Regions from separate parts of the Homo sapiens genome. Here region 2 is linked to region 1. The links are chromatin loops, found by intact Hi-C in ENCODE. Cell type or tissue: GM12878. All regions are shown on one strand. Links, peaks and the distances in the headings refer to the core of each region. The heading gives the core; the rest is flanking DNA.

The links. Peaks named below come from ENCODE experiments on the same cell type or tissue, not always from the same donor. Only the 100,000 strongest peaks of a DNase experiment are listed, where the experiment ranks them.
Region 2: it touches region 1 in a loop (2.3-fold over the local background); 4 of 110 quality-filtered maps call a loop at or near these places.

Annotation. Positions count from the first base shown.
Region 1 is chr5:68,373,429-68,383,659 of GRCh38, reverse strand. No RefSeq gene overlaps it. Among named protein-coding and RNA genes, the nearest start is that of PIK3R1, 160 kb to the right of the region's middle. In GM12878, for the core only: no CTCF peak of the experiment used is centred there; DNase peaks (open chromatin) are centred at 5,099, 5,169 and 5,719; H3K27ac peaks cover 258 bases; H3K27me3 peaks cover 278 bases.
Region 2 is chr5:68,298,035-68,308,265 of GRCh38, reverse strand. It overlaps PIK3R1 (phosphoinositide-3-kinase regulatory subunit 1), which reads right to left. Exons shown (of 16, transcript NM_181523.3): 16 at 6,445-10,231. Among named protein-coding and RNA genes, the nearest start is that of PIK3R1, 87 kb to the right of the region's middle. In GM12878, for the core only: no CTCF peak of the experiment used is centred there; a DNase peak (open chromatin) is centred at 4,699; H3K27ac peaks cover 424 bases.

The DNA of each region.
Region 1 (10,231 bases), core at 1,184-9,183:
TCCTTGGACACAGAGTTCCAGACTACTCTAGTCACATAAGGGTCTCCTGGTGGCCAGTCAGGACTGCTCACAGCCTGAGGACAGGGGATGTTTTGTGTCCCCACAAGTTCTGTTGTTGTTGTTGAAATTTGAATTGCCAACATTAAAAATCAACACTGTTCACGTTGAATTGGGGGATTTTTCTTGGGAAAAAAATATGAGAAGATCTGGCAACATTGGACTTCTATAATGAACACTAGTTCATTATAGAAGTTCATTATAGAAGTCCAGTGATGTAGTCCCAGAGAAATTAAGAGACATGTCTAAAGTCTACAGCAAATGTTTGGCAAAAGAGAAGTTGAGATTCCTGGGGTCACTACCCTTTCCCAGCACATCATGCCTTCTCTACATTTAGGAAGAAGTAACACGGAAACCTCTGGTTTAGGGGGCCTCTATCAATCCTCTGCAAGTCCAAAGGGTGTGAACCAAGGATTGAAAAGAGCCACTCAATCTGTAGACTCTCTTCCATCTGCCTCAGGACCCAGAATTCCTACCACTCATTAATCACACTATTCATCTGTGCAGTAGCACATTTTACTGGGTTAAAACATTGTCATTTCAGAGTGACAATATATTATTGAGGAAATGTACCAGTTAGAATTTTTCTCTGGGTAATTTTTCTCTGGGTACTTTACCTCTATCATGGCAATCAGAGAATAGAGCACAGAGAATGTACTCAGGGTAATTTCAAGTTGAGACTGGAGTTGTAAAAGACAGCCTGGTAAAGTAGAAAGGATGTAAGTTGTGAGTCATGGGCCCTGTGCAACTGAGTATTTCCTTGTACTTGATTTCTACCCAATGTGAAATGGGGTCATTTGGCATGATGATGTCTGAGGACCTCACCAGCCCAGGCATCCCATGACTTCAGGAACAGAAAGGTCCAGAGTGATGGTTGTTCCTGGCCTGGAAGGATGGCACAAGGAAAGTCCTGTGAAGGTGAAATGCCATGAGATTCTAGGATCTTAGGGCTTAGGGCAGAAGATGGCTTGCCAATGTAGACTTAAAAAAAAATCGATATATAGGGAGGAGAATGTTAAGCTTATACAGACATAACTAAGAAATGCACTATGATTTAGCAGAGAATTTAAGGAGAATGTTGCTAACTTTGAAAGCACTATGATATTGCAAAAAGAATACCAGCCATTGGGTTACAAGACTCGGGATCCAATTTCTGCCTCTGATATATGGAAGACATGATACATGAGATGCCCAGAAGAGAGGCCTCAAGAAGTAACTTCCACACTTGTAATCTAGGCGAGGGCACCAATCATAACTGCAATGTACTTCCCATACCCTGTTTTAGGAGGTTTTCAGTCTTCAAAAGTAGACACAGTAAAATTATAAGGCAATATTTAAAGTGGACAGTTTCAAAGACAAGATCATTGTGGACAGACTTGCTGTTTTGAAGTGTGGTACAAACAGATATCAGAGTGTCATAACTGGTCAGGAAATCTGCTTGAGTGTACTGAACAAGGAAGTGTCAGTTTCTCAAGAATTCCACTGCTCGGCTGACTGTGTGTGGTGTTTGGCAGGACAAGGAGTTCAGCAGGGATGGGGGGAGAGAGAAAAGGCACACATTTGACAGTTACGCCTTTGGACACTTGGCTCAGAGCTGAGCAGCATCACTTGAAGTCTTGCGTGTCTTCCACTATCACAGCCCATACAAATGCTAGGTGGAAAATCCTCTCTGTCTTTGGGGGCACTCATCTGTTTGCTTTAAGTTGCTAGACCATGTACTGTTGCCTACTTTTCTACGGCAATGGTGGATCATATCCACATTCTTTTGGATATTTTTTTCCAAAGTGAAGGCTGGATATTCTCAGGACTAACTTTAAGGATGGTTTCAGAACCCCATTACAGTTGCCATCCTATATTGGCCAGCAGGGCTTCAGGGTCACCATAGTTTATCAAAGCTTGCTTAATCCACTGCATAGTCTGGCTCAGTCATGCCAAAGCTCCGTCTTCCAGACAGACTTCATGCCTGCCTCACTGGAAGTCTCCTCTTTAGAGGGCTTAATTCCCAAACAATCTGCCATAAACTCAAATTCCTGGTGCTAACATCACCTTTTTAAAGTAGCTATCAAAAGTTTGAATTGGCATGAGAAATTATTACCGTGATCTGGTTTTATGAGCCTGAGCCTCCATCCCCAAACCTCCTTTGGCTCGTGAGAATTGTCTCCATTTTAAGCATCTGTAGAAAAAAAAAATCTACAGATGTCCTTATAGAACTTTGTTGGCACAGAGCAATCTTCACATCCATTTTGTCCATTTCTGGCCTCCATGAAGATGGAGAGCTGTTTACCATAGTCTTATCGTAATAATCTTTCATCTGCTTAGAGATGTTGTTGTGACTATTTCTGTGGTTTCCTCTAGTTTATGGAAACCGGTGACTGAGTCAATGACATTTGCAGGGTAGAGAATTGTTTCCCACAAGCCCAGAGATGTAGGAAACAAAAGAGGTGGCATGATTCTTGCCTTCAAGGACTCTTAAGTTCCAATGGGACAAAGGTGCATGAATACAATATGTAAAGGACTGAATACCACAGGTCCTTTCTATCTGTGGGTTCCGCATCCAAGGATTCAACCCACCACAGATCAAAAATATGCAAAATGAAAACATTACTGAACATGTACAGACTTTTTTTTTCTTGTTCTTATTTCCTAAACAATATATTATAGCAAGTATTTACATAGCATTTACAATGTATTAGGTATTATAAGAAATCTAACGATGATTTAAAGTATAGGAGAGAATGTATAGGTTATATGCAAATACTACACCATTTTATATCAGGGACTTGAGCATCACTGGACTTGGGTATTGTGGGAGGTCCTAGAACCAATTCCCCAAGGATACCAAGGGACAACTGTATTTTTAAGTATCCCTTAATTATAACCTGGAAATGAAGGAATTCAAGAAGACTTGCCATGTAGCCTCTGGTGGGGTAGGAGACATTTCTGACAAATAATTCTAGAGTTTGTCCAACTATTTGCATTTGATTCTTCTTAAGTGAACTGTGGCAACATTTCAGGGATACAGTTGCGTTTATGACATAGAGGTTCATGCCCCAAATTGAACAGCATTGGGTACACAGGTTATTGTATGCCCACTACAATGCAAACTCCAGGAGGACAGAGGTTTTTGTCTCTTTGGTTCACTGATTATCTCAGTGCCTATGACACTGAGATATGCCTGGCACAACAGAGACATCCCATAAATAGCTATTGAAAGAAGAATTAGGAAGGAGAAGGCTCACGGGTAGATTTTTTTTTTTCCAGCTGAAGATGCTACCTTTTATTTCCCCTTTTTTTGTTTCCTGTTTGGGGAGCATTTTATCTTCCCGTTAAGCTCAGTTGCCCCCTACCAGAATTTCTTACCTGGTGCAATTGACTTTAAGGTACAACCTTATCAAATAATGTTTTGTCATTTTAGGTAAATATAATCCTAGCCTTTTTTTCCTTTTATCTCCTGTAACAGTAATTCCTCTAAAAAAAAAAAAAAACTAAAACAAACCCAGTGAGTTCTTTCAAGCTAGGCCTGCCCTCACAAATCCATACTAGCTACGTCTTATCAGACTTTGTTACTGCAAATCCTTTTGCAGTTCCGCAGTCCAAGTGCTTACTAGTGTTTTCTTAGCCCATCTGATATACACCCTCTTCTAATTCTAACAGTTTGGTAATAAAATGTGTTGGGCTCAGTATTCACCCCTTTGTAATTCTCAACTTTTCCACCCTCCTTTGCAATTGGCTGGGGAGGCTTACTAGCTGGAGTGCAGCCTTAATGTGCTAAGCCAGGGAGGGGCAAGATGTCTCCTTTGAATAGAGCCATGAGCTTTGCTGGCATGACTGAGTTTTGCTTTATTCCAAAGGCAATAATTTATAACTGCTTTTTGGGCAGCAGTCTGGATGAGAGCCTGGGAACTGGGAGGAAGCAGGACCTAGTAAACACATAGCATTTGGGATTTATCAAGATCATTCCTACTTCCCCTCCATTTTCTACTCTCCAACCACATGGTAATCTCCACATTCTTGGGGACGACAACGATAACCTTCCTCCTGGTTGAAGTTAAATGGTGCTTTAGACTCAAGAAGATCTGGGTTTGAACTGTGACCTTGGGTAGTATGTTTCATCTCTGTAAGTCTCAGTTTTCTTACCTGCTAAATGGGTATAATAATACTCTCTTGAAAGGACTTTTATGAGGATTACATGAGATAATGAATATAAAGGGCTGGGCACCTAGGAGATACTAAATGAAGACCAGTATTGTCTAGTATCTCTCTATTCAAGCCCATATCTTCCATGAATACCAATAACAAAAACATGCCTTCTTTTTTTTTTTTTTTTGGAGATGGAGTTTTGTTCTGTCGCCTAGGCTGGAGTACAGTGGCACAATCTCAGCTCACTGCAACCTCTGCCTCCCAGGTTGAAGCAATTCTCCTTCCTCATTCTCCCAAGTAGCTGTGACTACAGGTGCATGCCACAAAGCCTGGCTAATTTTTTGTATTTTAGTAGAGATGGGGTTTCACAATGTTGCCCAGGTTGGTCTCGAACTCCTGAGCTCAGGCAATCTGCCCGCCTCAGCCTCCCAAAGTGCTAGGATTACAGGCATGAGCCACTGCACCCAGCCAACATGCCTACATTTATAAAGCCTTTATTATGTGTGAGCCACTGTTCTAACTTCTTTGCATGTATGAATTCATTGAATCCCAGCTACTGTTGTTTGCAGAGACCTTTCCCTGTCTGCTTCCCCAGCTCTTCTTGGGTTTGCTTTCTCTCCATTATTTTCTTTTGAAGAAGCCCTTTCTCTAAATTCCTATGGAGATTTCTGCATCAAAAACAGAACAAGAATATAAGCTGCCCTTACTCAGGTCAAGCTCATTTGCCCATTGCTTTCTCATATCCAGTGCTTGTGGCCATAACCTCAAGCTCCAGGGCAGTGGTTCTCAACCACCACTGCACTTTAGAATCCCCTGGGGAGCTTTTCGAAGTCTTTGTGCCCAGGCCACAAACCCAACCTATTAAATCAGACTCTCTGGGAGTGGGACCAGGCACTACTCCTCAAAGTTTAATGTGCATAAGAATCGCCTGAAGAGCTTGTTAAAATGCAAGTTCTGCCTTTCTACAGAGCTCCCAAAAGAGGCAGATGCTGTTTGTAGAAGATACAGTGAATAGCAAGGCCGGATCAGACCCCACTCTTTTGCTGCTCTGTGGCTTCCTGCTAGCTCAGCCACAGGATCTCTGTTGACTACCACTTCTTGTCCTTCTCTGTCAGCCTGGTATAGCCTCTTATTGTGCTTGAATCTCAGGTCCTGCAGTAACAGTAGATATGACTATTGGCCAAAAAAAAAAAAAAAAAAAAAAAAAAAGATATGGTGGCTCACACATGTAGGCAAGCCAATTTTTTGCTTGGGAAAAATCATTCAAAACCCAGGATGTGGGGATCAAGAGCACCACCAAATGCCTGGGAACCTCTTAAAATAAGAGTACTTCGCAATCTAGCCTTGTTTCTAAATCATGGGCTTTTTTTATGGGACCTTAAAAATAACCTATTGTAGAGTAGTGACTTTGCGGATATATCATTTTCCTTCAGCAATCTATGATAAGAATGCCCTTATTCTGACCTCTAAACTGAATTCAACGATGACCACCTCATTTGCCTTCTCTGTTGCTCTGTGGTCAGTGCTGGTAGCCATGCTAGTCATGGATTTGCTACCTGCGCACATCTGTTTGCAAGACTTCTTGAGTCATTTAAGTCACATAGTGGGAAGCAAAACTAAATCACTCTAAGGAAAATGCTGAAAGAATATGATGCTCCCTTTACCTCAGCTTTCTCAATTATAATAAATGAAGAGGCTAGTCAGCAGATCTCTGAGGTGTCTTCCACCAAACACGATGTCTCTGTGTATTTTGAGCTGAGATCGGGGCATCAGTCATCTTTCAGAGGTTCAGACAACCAGAACTTTGAGAGTAATAATAAGTTCCCAAATGCACATTGCCTGGTTCTCTTCTCTCTTAATCAATCTTATCCTTAAAGATGACAAAGAGGTCTTGCTAGATATAAAAACGGTTCTCTTATATGACAGTTACCAACAGTACAAGGAATCTTGGTGAATGGGGAATTCAAGTTGGAGAAAGAGACTCTGATTAAACTCTTAGAAGCAAAATTGAATCTTTAATAAATAAAATTATTTTTTCTTCATTTAGAACTTAAGGTCCCCAGAAGGCAAGTTCCAGTCAGGTAAAACTAAAACAAAACAAACAAAATCCTGTAGAAAAAGAAACTCATGCTGCATGTCACCCGTACTACGTGTTAGTCTCTCAGTTTGGGACAGTTTAAACAGGCAGATAATAACTTATTTCTTCTTCTCTCTTCTGTTTACCAGAAGAGCAGCAGCTGTGAGGAATATTTGCTGTGGAATGAATCTAGACCGTCCTGAGGAGCTAGGATTTAAGTCCACTCTTTCAACATTTCCATAGTACCCAGCTTGATTTCAGCTGTGTGCATGTTTAATCTTGTTCAAAACCGAGCTCCTGGAAAAGACGGGAAATGCTGGGAAACTAAACTCATATTTGTTTTGGAAGCAAAGGGCCACTGCATTCCGATTTTCATGGCAGGGAGGCAAATCTATATAATGTTGTAACACTGTAGTTATAAGTGCAGAGCAGGAAGAAGAGGCAATTCTTCCAACCTATCCCCTGAATCGAATCCTGGATTGGCCTTCAGTTGTTTCACAGACTGAGATTTCTAATAGCAGCAGCTATACTTTTTTTTTTTTCTGAAAATACACAATGGGGACTTAATAAGTAAGTGCTGACTTGATTTTGAAGCTCAGCCACTTTTAAAAACAAACCCTTTATATTATCTTACACTAGGTACATCATTTTTCTGAACACCTCGAGTTTTACCAGCCTTCCCACCATCTCAGAACCTATCCCTCTATCTTATATCCCTCCATAATCAGCAACATGATTGAAATGAACAATATTGATTTTACCATTCAGGTATTGTGATTTGTCTTGGAAAAGAGGAAATGGTTAGCTGTAAGATTGCCTTGAATATTACTCATTCTTAGCAAAAGAAAATAATTTGATATAGAGGTGATTATAACTAAGAAAGATTTAGGTATGGTAATTTTAAAATTTAAGTTATATTTTATATTTGCCTCCACTTACAGAGCTCAAATCTAGAGTCAATGATAGAAAATTCTATGCCTGCACAAATTTTTTTTTATTCTGCTTACATGTTGGAGTAGGGGACAGCAGGAAGAATATTTAAGTTTTTAAGGTTTTGGTTTCCCTTTTCTTAAAATGAAGATAATAAAATATTTCAGTGTGTTGTGTTGGTAAAATGTTCTACTTTCCTTTAGTTAAGAAATATATGTATATAATCTTTTTAAAAGTTAAACATGATAGAATGCATGCTCTGGCTGAAAAGTTTGGAAGGGTTATTGAGAGACCAATTCATTGCCTATATCTAGTTTGAAATGCGTTCTGACAGAATGGAAAGAAAACTGCTCATCTAAAATACACAGTATATTAATGGTCTGGAAAAAGAATTGAAGCAATCTTTCTCAATCCTTATGGTCAGGAAAGTCTTTATGTCTCAACTCCACCCATTCTCCTGCCATGGAAGTCCTTTTCTTCTGGCTAGGTCTCCTGGAGGACAGAGTGAGCATGAATGTGCTCTGCCCCTCAGACAATACACGCTAAACACCCTCTTCTCCCTCCAGTTTATAATTAGGCCCTCATCACAAAAGCTCTTCTCTTTCTATACAATTGCATCCCATTCCCATACACCTTCCAGGTATGGCTCATTTCCAAAGTCTTTCCTCACTTTTGCTATCTACTTCCCTGACTCGTCCTAGTTGGCTCCCTCCTGCCTTCTCTATGGGTCCCAGATATGGAACACGGTGTGCAAATGCAAATAAGGATTGCATGGACTGGGACTAGAGATGAGGAGTCCCTTGTGACTCTGACAGCCCTCTAAATAGGCTGCTGATGGGGGAAAGAAGCAAATGATCTTGAGAGACTTTTTTTATTGCTTCTCCTTATTGAAAAAAAAAAAAACCAGGAATAAAATGTAAAAATCATCACACCTGTCTCTGAAATGCTGCTCTTGCATGAACATGCACCTGCATGTATCAGTAGCATGAAAGGAATTGAAACATTTGACCCATCCAAAAAGAAAAAAGAAATCCCCCACGTAGATTAGCCTGCAGCTCTCCACTTCTATCCCCAACCCATCAAGAACCAGACTTTTTGATTTGCATCTGCCACCACACCCAAGTCCCTGTGAATGCTGTGTTAATTTGAATGTACAATCAACAATACTTCTCTTTCTCTTTTTATCATCTGTGCCAGAGACAACAAATGCAAATGGTGAGGTATAATTGGCATTAGAGGCACCCAAGTGAGTGCTAGCATAGCATTAAGGTTAACTGCCTATATGATAATCTCCAAATAACCAGAGAGAGACAAGTACCTTACAACAGCTGTGCAGGACATAAATAAAGCTTTTCTGACTTTTATGCACATAGTCTTAACCATAAATGTTACATCAATTTTTTTTGTATTACTCATGGGAGACAAGTTATTCTTCTAAGGATTTGTCCTTTTGTTTTTTTAAACCTAAGGCACATGGAACTAGACTGGGCATTAAAGTTTTGAAAGTCCTTAGAATTGGGCAATTTCTTGTAATATTGGGGTAACTGCAAAAAGAGGGGGAGTGGGTATTGAGCCTGGTGGTTAGGCTCAGAGCCAAGAGAGAAGTTTCCCAGAAACTGTTGGATCTATTTTCTACCCTCCTGGAAATTCCATCTCTTTTCATTAAACTTGTCCATGATATGAGCTGTTGTTCTCCCCATGTAGTTTTAAAGACAAGGCATTGCTTTAAAGCTGAGATACCCATGGCTTGTTCTGTAATATACAAATTAAAATAGAAATGAATACATAGAAAAAGCAAAGTTGGTTCTTTGGCCAGAAGCTTGCTTCCACAGTCATAAAGATACAGACAGGTAGATCTATCACTTTAATTTAAAAATGAAAATCCCTTTAGAAAACTGCCAGACATTCAGCCCTGGCCAAATGGATTTGAAAGGATTGTTATTTCTCCTGCTGTCAACTGGCTCTGGGAGAGTTACTGCTGGCAGGCTCATTCATAGAAGGATTTGCAGTGGGGCCACCAATGTACCATCATTCTTGACTTTGAAGGAAGAAGGTATGGAAAGTTGGGAGGAGGACTGAAAATAATAGCATCTATATACTGAGTATTTGATAAGTATTAAGTAATGTATGTTACTTGCATTGTCTTAGTGATCATTCTACGTTACTATTATTGACTGGATTTTATAGATACTGTATTAGTTTTATATTGCTGCTGTAACAAATTACTACAAACTTAATGGCTTAAAACAAACCAAATTTATTATCTTATGATTCTGTGGAAGTCTGACACTGGCTACAATGGACTAAAATCATAGCATCAGAAGGGCTGCATTCCTTTCTGGAGGGTACAGGGAAGAATTTTCTCACCTTTTCCAGCTTGTAAAGGCCACTCACATTCTTTTTTTTCTTTTTTCTTTCTTTTCTTTTTTTTTTTTTTTTTTTTTTTGAGACTGATTCTCATTCTGTCACCCAGGCTAGAATGCAGTGGCACAATCTTGGCTCACTGCAACCTCTGCCTCCCAGGTTCCAGTGATTCTCATGCCTCAGCCTCCTGAATAGCTGGGACTACAAGCATGTACCACCACACTGTATTTTTAGTATTTTTTTGTAATTTTTGTATTTTTAGTAGAGACAGGGTTTTGCCATGTTGGCCAAGCTGGTCTTGAACTCCTGACCTCAGATGATCCACCCACCTTGGCCTCCCAGAGTGCTGGGATTAAAGACATGAGCCACCGTGCCTGGCCAACGCCACTCACATTCTTTGGCTTGTGGCCCCTTTCTCAAATCTTCAAAGCAAGCAAAAGCTGGCCGAATTTTCCTCACATCACATCACTCTGACCTTTTCTGCTTCCCTCTTCCACTTGCAAGAACGGGGGTGATTACATTGTATAACTGGGCAGCTTAATTCAAAATGCATTTTAAACTTTTTGTTTCCTTTCACTTGGGTTTCAAGATATAATATTGAGGCAACTGGCAGAAGCCTTTTTCCTTAGCCTTAAAATAGATTCCATGCTTTTCTCACCTTAT
Region 2 (10,231 bases), core at 1,660-9,659, 76 kb after region 1:
CTTCATCTTCATTACTAAAACATTTCATATGCCCTGTGATTGTCTGTAAAGCTTCTGCAGCAGGAAGGAGGTTACTGTGTGACTGAGTAATGAGAATCCATATGAATTTTGCCTGAGATTATACAGGTCTCTGTTCAAATCTTTTAATCCCAGATATTGGAAAGGGGTGAGGAGTTACATGTATGTTTTTAATAAAAGTTTTTAATTTTAAAATATTTAAACTCTAAAAGGTTTGATTTTTCTAGACTAGATAGGAAACAATTTTTCTGTGAAGGGGATAAGGGAGAACTTGCACTAAATTTTTTTGTGTGTTTACTGTGATAGACCTAAATGCCAGGACATAGTCTGCTCCTCCTAACTGATTTTGTTAGGAACCTGGTATGGGGCTACTTCTGTTTTTCTTAGCAACCATCTTTCCAAGCAGAAGCCGGATGTGAGATCACAGCCAATTGGTGTACACTGGCATCCAATGCATTTCCCAAAGCATCCTTAAACTTAAGATTTTGCCCCTTCTAACTGCCAGGGTGTGCTGGAGCCAATTCAAACCAAACCCTGAGAGCTGATGGCTACACTTTTCGGGCATTTTGTGAGCTGGCTGTTATACACAGCTTTTATTAAACATTAAATGATACAAGCTTAATATCACACAAATTATAATTACAGGCATCATTAAAAAACCATAAACTTACAATCAAATACTAAAAACTCATCACTTCCTAATTGTTTTACTTTATTATCAATACTCTTGAGATTACTTTTCATTGATTGCATCTGGATGATGGCAATACTATATACTGGTGTGCTACTGTGCACCTCCTCCCAACTCTGTGTTCAGTGACATGCGGAAGAGCTAATGATTGAAGGTTTTCCGATGCACCCTTACTGCCTCACCCTTAGTTCTAGCCTCAATTTCTCTAAACTAGGGAGATGTGGGAGAATACACTGTGCAGTTCTGCTAAGGATTTACAGCCACTCGCCAGAGACAATTTCCCTTATGTATTGTAGGCTGGTTAAAATTTCCTTCATTCTACTGTGATTACAGACTTTTGCAGAAATTCCTCAAAAGTTCCATATATTGATGACAACCCTTCTCCTTGGGGAAAAAGCCAGAAAACTTGAACTTCCAGTTTTACGGGGTGTTATTAAAATGTATCATTGGAATGTATCTTTGAGAGATAAAATTTTAAAGGTAGTAAAATGAACTAGAACTAGGATCTTCTATGGGGAAAATGATGAATGAAACACAGTGCTGCATGAAGTTGGGCTCTAGACCAGACAAAGCTGATGTCTGGATAAAAGAGTGGAGTGTCTAGTCCCCCACAGCTTTGAGACTTGGCACTGCCTGAGATGTCACAAAGACTTCCCGAAGATTCACCACCGAACTGCTGGCCTGGAACAGTCTAGCAAATAAGCAGCGGCCCTGATTTTGTTGGCCTTTCCTTCTGTAGAACTTGCAGGGCAGCTTTCTCCGGCATGCTGAAGTGGGTGCAGCCCAAACAGTGCTAGGAAACAGGCAAGATGCACCTCGAGCAGAGTTCTGGAGCCAACATCACAGAACCTCCTTTCTAGAACAATATTCTGCTTCTGCCACAGACTAAATAAGAAAGCACCATATGGAGAATATATCTGAAGAACCATTTCTAATCGAACATTGTGTAAGAGGCACTACCACTTACAGAGATCCCTTTGACAGATTCCTCTCAAGTGTCAGGGCCAGAGGATCGTTTAGTTCACACTGAACTGACAAGTTCCTTCTCCCAGAGCACTGGAACTATGAAAGCATTGTGCACCCCTTTTTTTTTTTTGCCTGGCTAATAGGAAGCTTTGTTTTCTTTCAATTATTGAAACTTAGAGACAATTGGTTTTTATTTTCAATAACATCTCCCTTCCTTTCTTCCTTCACTACTTGTTTTGTGTCTATTTCATGGCTTTTTTGTCATACTTATATTTAATGTTATACAGTGTATATTAATGTATACAATGTATTTAATGTTATAAATACATTGAATGTATTTAATGTTATAAATACATTCAATGTATTTAATGTTATACAATATTTCAGAATAATAGAAGAGCCAGCCACACATAAATTGGTGATTTTTAGTCCATTGGATGAGTAAATCAATGCTGTGTGCCTAAGAGCCAATAAAAGGTAAATACTTCCTGAAAGTAGGTACAGATATGAATAAATATAAATATCTTATATAAAATATCTTAAAAGTTACAGATTTTGGGTGATTTACCATGTGTCCAGCCAGCCCTATCCTAAAAACGACAGGAAATCGAAAGCGATAGTTTTGGGGAATCTAATCTTGATAGGCAAGACTGACTAACAACTATATTTATTGCCTTCCATTTATTAAGTGCCAGCCATGTTGCAGGTGCATTCTGTACATCTTATTTAATGCTCACCCCTAGAGACTCCAATAAGTCAGGTTTTCTATTAAATGGATACCCAGGTGATCCTAATGTTCAGCTAGGGTTGAGAATTTCTCATCTAAAATAAAAGGAAAAGGTACAGTTGCATGCAGATCACGTCTAATGTGCCAAGGCAAAGAGCCAAGTGAGGCCCTGGCATCTGTCCCTGGACAGGGAGAAAAGTGGCTTGCCTGAAGCTGAGGTGTGTGATGTCAGCTGTCTGAACCACCTGCAGCATGGGAACTGCAGATGGGAACATTGAACTCTAGAGAACTTATAATGGAGATAATGCCTTTGACAGTATTGAAAAACCAAACATGTCACCTGAAAAGTGATTATATTAAAGAAGTACAATGGTCTAGCCTCAATAGAACCAGCTTCCATGAAGGCTGGTGGGAGGAGCAACCACCAGGAGTACATGGGCCTGTTTTACTAGAGTAGGAAACATTTGAAATGTCAACTCTTCTCTGAAGCTTGGCCTAGCTGCTCATGCAGGCCTGCTTGAGACTTAGTGTTCATTCCTCTCTGTATCTCATGATAGAGGGCAGTTGTTTGAGTTTGCTTTCACCAGCAGACTGTAATCTTTGATTTCACCTGTCTTATCACTGGACCTTCAGAGGGAAATAGTGTCCAGCAAATAGTAGGTGCTCAATAAAGCTTTGAATGAATCAGTACGTTAGACATCTCGTTGGATGTCTTATCCTCGCAGGTCCAAAGAAACAGATCATCACCACTGTCAACAAAACTATTTTAAATAGTTTTAAACATGGCACTGGGCCTCTGTTAGAGGACAGTAAATATGACATAAAGTGACTAGCACATCATCTCCATTGTGATGAAGTTATCTATATTTTTTGATTTGTGAGGGTTTGGACTATAAATCACTGAGTTCTGAAATGAGAGCTCCATAAATAAATTGGTTCCAGCGAGTTAGTCTTACAACGTATGGTATATTTCACAGTCAAAACTATAATTCTAATGAGCAGTCTTGGTGATGAATAGACCTCCCTTGTAACTTTCTTCCTAATGTGATTAGTGGTGGTAGTTAGAGGTTGACTGTCCTGTTCTCATATTATAGGCCAAACCTTTACACCTGTCAAGACAGGTATAGATTTAGAATATTTTATTTAACAAGTTAAGCCTGAGGTGATGCTTCAGACTCTTATGATTGAGTGCTACAGAGAGAAGGGAATTTCTCTTTTCCTTCTGGAAAGCAAAATGCAGATTAGCATGTTGGTGATTACTCATTTATCCTCCACACCCTCCCTCCCCCAAAGCATCTCAGCGGTTTTCTGTTGAGTTGATTTATGACAGCAATACCAAACTGGAGGTTACAAAGTGCTATCTTTTGAGAAGATAATCTGAAGTTTGGAGAGTGAATAATCAATTCTGTCTCTTTAAGATATTGCAACTGATTTTTATTTTTAAATAGACCTTTTAAGGGACAAGTTCGGGGGAAAAAAAAGGGTTTTTGAAATTGACTGACATTGTATCAGGTCTTAACAGACTCTACTTTCCTGCCTCCCACCATGCCCCAGAGGGTTTGGTAGGCCAAATTCTCTTAGCACTTCACGCTTTAGGTAGATGGGCAGAGTGTCATTTCCAAATACACTCTCTCCACACTGTCAAGAACTTGGCTGCCAGTTTAGATTCGCCTCAAGTGTCACTTTTAAGATGTCAGCAAGAAAAGTATACCCCAATTCGAGGCATGCTTTCACTTGGCCATAGTCACTGGCAACATAAAGGACCATTAGTTGTGGGTTAAAATTGGTGGTCAAGTTGTAAATGGAGAATTGGGGGACTGGGAATCTTCATTCAGCTCACTTAATCACAGCATATGCTCTAGAAGGAGTCCCAGAGGCCCATACCTTTATCTCACAGATAAGGAGTTGGAGGCCTGGAAGGTGCCTTGAATTGGCCCACTTCCCACAGCTGGTTAAAGACAGATAAAAAGAGCAGACTGGGCCTCCTAAACTGCAAATCAATCTGTTTTCTTTTTCCTATGGCCTACATTATGAAAATAAATTAGAAAGTAACATATCACTCATTAATGGTAATGGTTTTTAGTTAAAATGCTAGAAGTACTATTTCAGTAAGCAGGTGATCTAAAGTCGTGATCTTCAAACTTTAGTATACATTAAAATCACTCAGCTTGTTGAAACAGATTGCTGGGCTCCAGTGTCAGAGTTAGTAGGTCAGGGGTAGGGCCTGTGAATTTGTACTTCTAACAGGTTTCCAAGTGATGCTGATGTGAATGCTGTTAGTCTGGGAACCACACTTTGGGAACCACTGGTTTAAAGCAAGCCCAGGCTATTTCCTGTGATTCATCATTGACCACCTGTGCACTGTCTACTAATTGAAAGCCACATGGTTACCTCCCCAGCAAAAAGTTACCAGTGAGCCTTTTTTTTTTTTTTTTTTTGCATTCTCTTGTGCATTTTCCATTGAAAGTCTATTACATTACAGCATAGGGGCAAAGAGCTCTGGCTTGAGAAGCCTATGCGTTCAACTCTGTTCTCAGATGCTGCATGATCTTGAGCAAGTCATCTCACATCTATGCTTGTTTTCTCATCTAAAGAATGGGAATATAATCATCTTACCCAGGTAATTGTGGAAAGAGTAAAACAAAGAGTTTAACAGATAATAATCACTTGATATGTCAGAGACCAGTGTGTGTATGTGGGGGGGGAATTACCCTAGCTCTTACTGGAATAATTGAATGATAATTACTTGAGTGAGGGAAGGGTTCAGAAACCAAATGGGGGTGGTGAGGGAAACCAGACGTTTAGCAACAGCATAAAGCTGCAACCACTTCTTGGGCTGGAGTAAAAAATGGGAGTAGGTAATGTTTCCAGAGCCTTCTCCTGAGAGCTAGAGCAGAGGGGGTTTGCTCAGACCTGAAAATGAGGGTCTATCTGGCAGGAGCTAGAGCCAGGGAAGAGACACCTAGAAGCCCCAGGACAAGCGCTCCAGCGAATATAGTTCTCTGTGATACCAAACAGAGCAGGGGGAAAGCAGAACATCAGTCTGGGAGCTACTGCCATACTCAAAAAATATTAGTCATTGTTGCCCTGAGAGTAATTATTTGTACGTCCCTCTCCCCTCTACTACTAGACTATGTCTTTCAGGTCTAGACCCTCACTGTGTCTACATGTAAACACCATATACATGCAAAGTGGTATTGCCTTAAGTCCACTTAGCAATCAAAACAAATGGGAAAGTTATCCTACAGTAAGACTTGTGTATCTTGACTAGGTGATACAATGTAAAATCTGCATTTGAGGTGTAACTTAGCTCCCTGTCTACAGTCCCATGTCATCCCTGCACTGTGAGTGTTCAAAATATGCAGACTGCACAACAGAGACAAAACTGGACACTTCGTTCTTAGAGGATGATTCTCAAGGTTTGGGTATGAATGCGGAGGAGGCGAGAATTGAAGGATGATGGGCATTCTAGTTTTCCTATAGCGAGAACGTGCCTTGAAGGGACATTACCTAGGTGTATTTCCTCATTTAAGATGGTGAAATTGGCCGGGCGCGGTGGCTCACGCCTGTAATCCCAGCACTTTGAGAGGCCGAGGCGAGTGGATCACGAGGTCAGGAGATCGAGACCATCCTGGCTAACACGGTGAAACCCCGTCTCTACTAAAAATACAAAAAATTAGCCGGACATGGTGGCGGGCGCCTGTAGACCCAGCTGCTCGGGAGGCTGAGGCAGGAGAATGGCGTAAACCCAGGAGGTGGAGCTTGCAGTGAGCCGAGATAGCGCCACTGCACTCCAGCCTGGGCAACAGAGTGAGACTCCGACTCCGTCTCAAAAAACAGTGAAATTATGAAAGACAGCTCATATGTATTACTTACATGTGACCACTCAATGTCCTTCTCAACTTTACAAAAATGAGATACTGTGATAACAATCAAAAGGGAGTGGGTGGGAGACAACAGAAATAGCAGCAACATTTATAAGCCAAAAGGTAGCTGTTTTAGAAAGATTTCTTAGGTGATAAGTGAAATTTCAACCCAAAACTTCAGTTTCAAAACAACCTTTATTCTGTTTGAAGATCTAATACAATGCATTAAAGCAACTTAAAACAAGACATAGCTCCATTGAATCTATAACTTGAACGAAATGTCAAGGAGGCACACTACCCCCACCCCCCACCCCAGTTGCCTTGTGAAGGCAAAGTTACAACTGACCGTGACATCCTCCCTCTCGTCAAAAGACCAACTTTATTTTAACAATGTCATATAAACAGATTTTTAAAAACATTGAACAGATTGTAGCTTTAAAAAATACACAGGTATAAATGAGTTTTTTTTTGTTTTGATTTTTTTAAATACATATATATATGTGCATATATATACATATATGTATATACATATATATATACACATATATATATATATACACACACATATATATATATATATATATATATATATATATATATATATACACACACACACACACACACACACACATATATATATATATATATATATATAGCAGCATCCTGGGCAGCTAATGCTATCTCATGGTGACAAGTTTCATGTTAAGTTGGATAGTCTTTCCAATTGACTCAATTCTATTTCCTCCCCACCCATAATACCAGTATTTTATAGAACTAGCTTTTTAAAAAATAAGAATTTGGCATTTTGGAACTTTGTCCCATGTGAGACATTGTGCTTTAAACTGCCCCTTTCTAAAAATGACCCTAAACTCAAACAGATCTCAGTGTCTGCGTTTCAACTAACTTGGATACCATACATAGCAAAAGCACAGTTGTTAAAACCAGCAGATTTTTTCTTCCAAAGGAACATCAGTAGGACTTCCCAAACATGTTACTAGTTCATAACCAGCTATATGACAAAGCAATTGGTTCCCCACAGTGACAGCTCACATAAACACATTTTGACTCGACACACTGAAAACAAGGATTTCCAAGCTAAGCAAGTCATCAGACCAGCTCCCTAAAAGGAGTAACTTTTAAAAACACAAAAAAGCCAAAGAAATATGAACTTCTCACTTCACTTACAAACAATTTTCACCTTTGTAAGACAAAACAAAGCAACCTCAAAGGGAAAAATCCCATACACATAAGTAAGAATTGTACTAGACGTTCGCTTGTTATGTACTTTATGTACTTGAACTCAACAACTACTGTGGATCTGTTTTGGCTGAAAGGTGTACTGGAAACACAGTCCATGCACATATACATATATACATTTATCAAAGGCCATGAAGTTATCAGATGTTGCAAACACATGCTTTTTGCCTTTTCACATGGTTATGATCTCTCGTGTGTGTAATGTGAGGTCCCAATGCTCCCACTTCTACGCCCAATCACAGCCTCACTGCAGCTTAGCTTCTGGCTTTATCTTTAGGATGCTACACTGGGTGGGAAAAACTGACGCATGGATAAAAATCATATATCAGGAGTGCCTCTGCTGTATCTATTCATATTCAGCCGTTCAGACAATATTGTTAGGACTGTCTGATGAAATCCAAAGTGGCCGGCTAGCAAAGTATCTAAAACGACAAATGCGGTGGGCAAGCTACACTGTAATCAAAAAGGCATTGGGCAGAACAGGTCTGGTGTAACTCAAGTCATATGGAATGATGAATCCTACTTTGCTGTTCAATGAAAAGATCTATTGCACTTATGTTTGTGAGATGCAAAAATAAGGCAAATGCCTAAATACCGTATCATCTTGCAAAGAATGTTGAAGCACAAAGATTCACAAAACTGTAGCTTTTAATGAAAATATTCAATCTCAGATCTTATATTTTAGAAATAAAAATTTGTATGTAATAGCATACATGTGCTACCAAAAAAATACCCACAAACCTAGTTTAAAAACTGTTAACTAATTAACTGTTAGACTTGTGTATGATCTAGAAGGATATCACAATAACTTTAAAGCAGAGACGCAGACTAAAACCAGGGAAATCGTCAGTTGTCTGGCGATGAGAGGGAAATGGTCAGATCAGTAGAGTCAAGTTTGAGGGCTAACAGTCTTGCTATAAGACTGACTTTTGCTTAAGTATGAGTAGTTTCATGTAAAGAGGACAAATAATACATTCCACAGATTTTTCACTCAGCTGCAAGACTGATTCTTTCAAAAGGAACAACATTAAAAAACAAAGTAACAGAAAACCCTCACCCTAGTACTTAAACAGAAATATAGCTGTGGGTAAATCTAATATGGAGAAAGAGTAATTTGAAATTGCAAGATTTCATTTAGTCTATTAGGGTAGTGACCATATTATGGTTGCTAATTAGTCTTTATGCCTCCCAACACATGTACAGTTCCTACTGAACATACCAGCTTTTGCATATCTAAATCAGGAAGAGAGACCTCTCACTCCTGCCCTAAATGGGAAACATGATGCTAACGTTTCCTTCTCCCCCCCGTAGTGAAGCACATACAATGATTAGAATGAATGAGAAGGACTGCCACTTGGATTCCTGCAATGACCATGACTTTAGCGAGCTCCACACAGTCCAGAGCAGTGACAGTATGACTGTGTCTATTTGCTTTATGTTCTAAACCAAATGGAAAGCTAGGAGGGTAACCAACATACCACCAAAAGTATTTTTCAGATCATGCTTTTTTTTTTCCTAAAATGAGTATTTGCTGGTCATGATGGATAGTCTAATGTGACAGAGATGATTATCCCTTTAAACCAGTGTTCTAAACAAAGGTGAGCGCTGTTCCAGGAACCCAAAAACAAACTTGGCACTTCCTTCCTAAGAACTGAAATACCTGACCAGTCACACTGTATTAGAGATACAGTAGGTTTGTAATTGTCATTAATTGATAACAACTAGCAAATCAAAGTGAGAGAAGACTGAAGTAGAAGAAGCAACTTCACTTTGCAGTTATTCACTTCTCTGTAAATCATGAGAAAGTGCATATAACCTTGCCTCCCCCTCCCACCACCCCACTTGATACATCCCTTCACTACATTCCCCCTCCCTAGATTCAAGAAGTTCACAATTCTTTATGAAATAAACATTGCCAGGTACCGTATTTTAAGAGTCTTAAAACAACATTGTTGGACTCAGCAATACTTTGTCATATTCATATATCTTTTTCATTTCTTTTTTTTATTGAATAAAGCAGCTTTGAAGCTTATCAGGCACTGCCCAACAAAACAGTCCAAAAAAAATCTGTTATGAACTTTTTAACCTTGGGCTAACAGCCAAGTACTCTGTACAAGAAAAACTGTAAAATATTTCATAGTTTTAATTCTGAAGCCATTTTTTTTTTTTACTGGCATCCTGTACATTTACTTTTAAAAAAGGATAACAAAAATGAATATTAACAAAAATCCGGGACAACAATATTTTCAAGCAACAAAAACTGGGGTGGGGAAGCTTATTCTGAAGGTACATTTAAAACTGAAATAACAACTTAATGAAAATTAAGAATTGCATAGCGCTGTGAATTTAGCCTTCAGCAAAACAAAACAGAAGCTATTTGGTATTGATACAAATCCATCTATTTGATAGTTAGTCATCCAATATTATGTACATATTTTATATACTGAATGTCATTTTAAGTCCTGTTTTCCAAACTCCATTTTTCTGTTGCTGGGTTTTTGTTTTTTGACAAGTTAAACACTTTCTGGCACTTTCTATGACAGAATTTCTTCTGAACATACATGAACTGACATTCTCCCAAAGCGTCCCTTGTGAGTGGACGTGCCTTTCTGCTACATATCGTTCATTTGTTACAAAATGAAATAATCCACAGTGCGATGTGTCTGGGTCCACCGTGCACAGCAACATCCAGGCTAAACCAGGCTG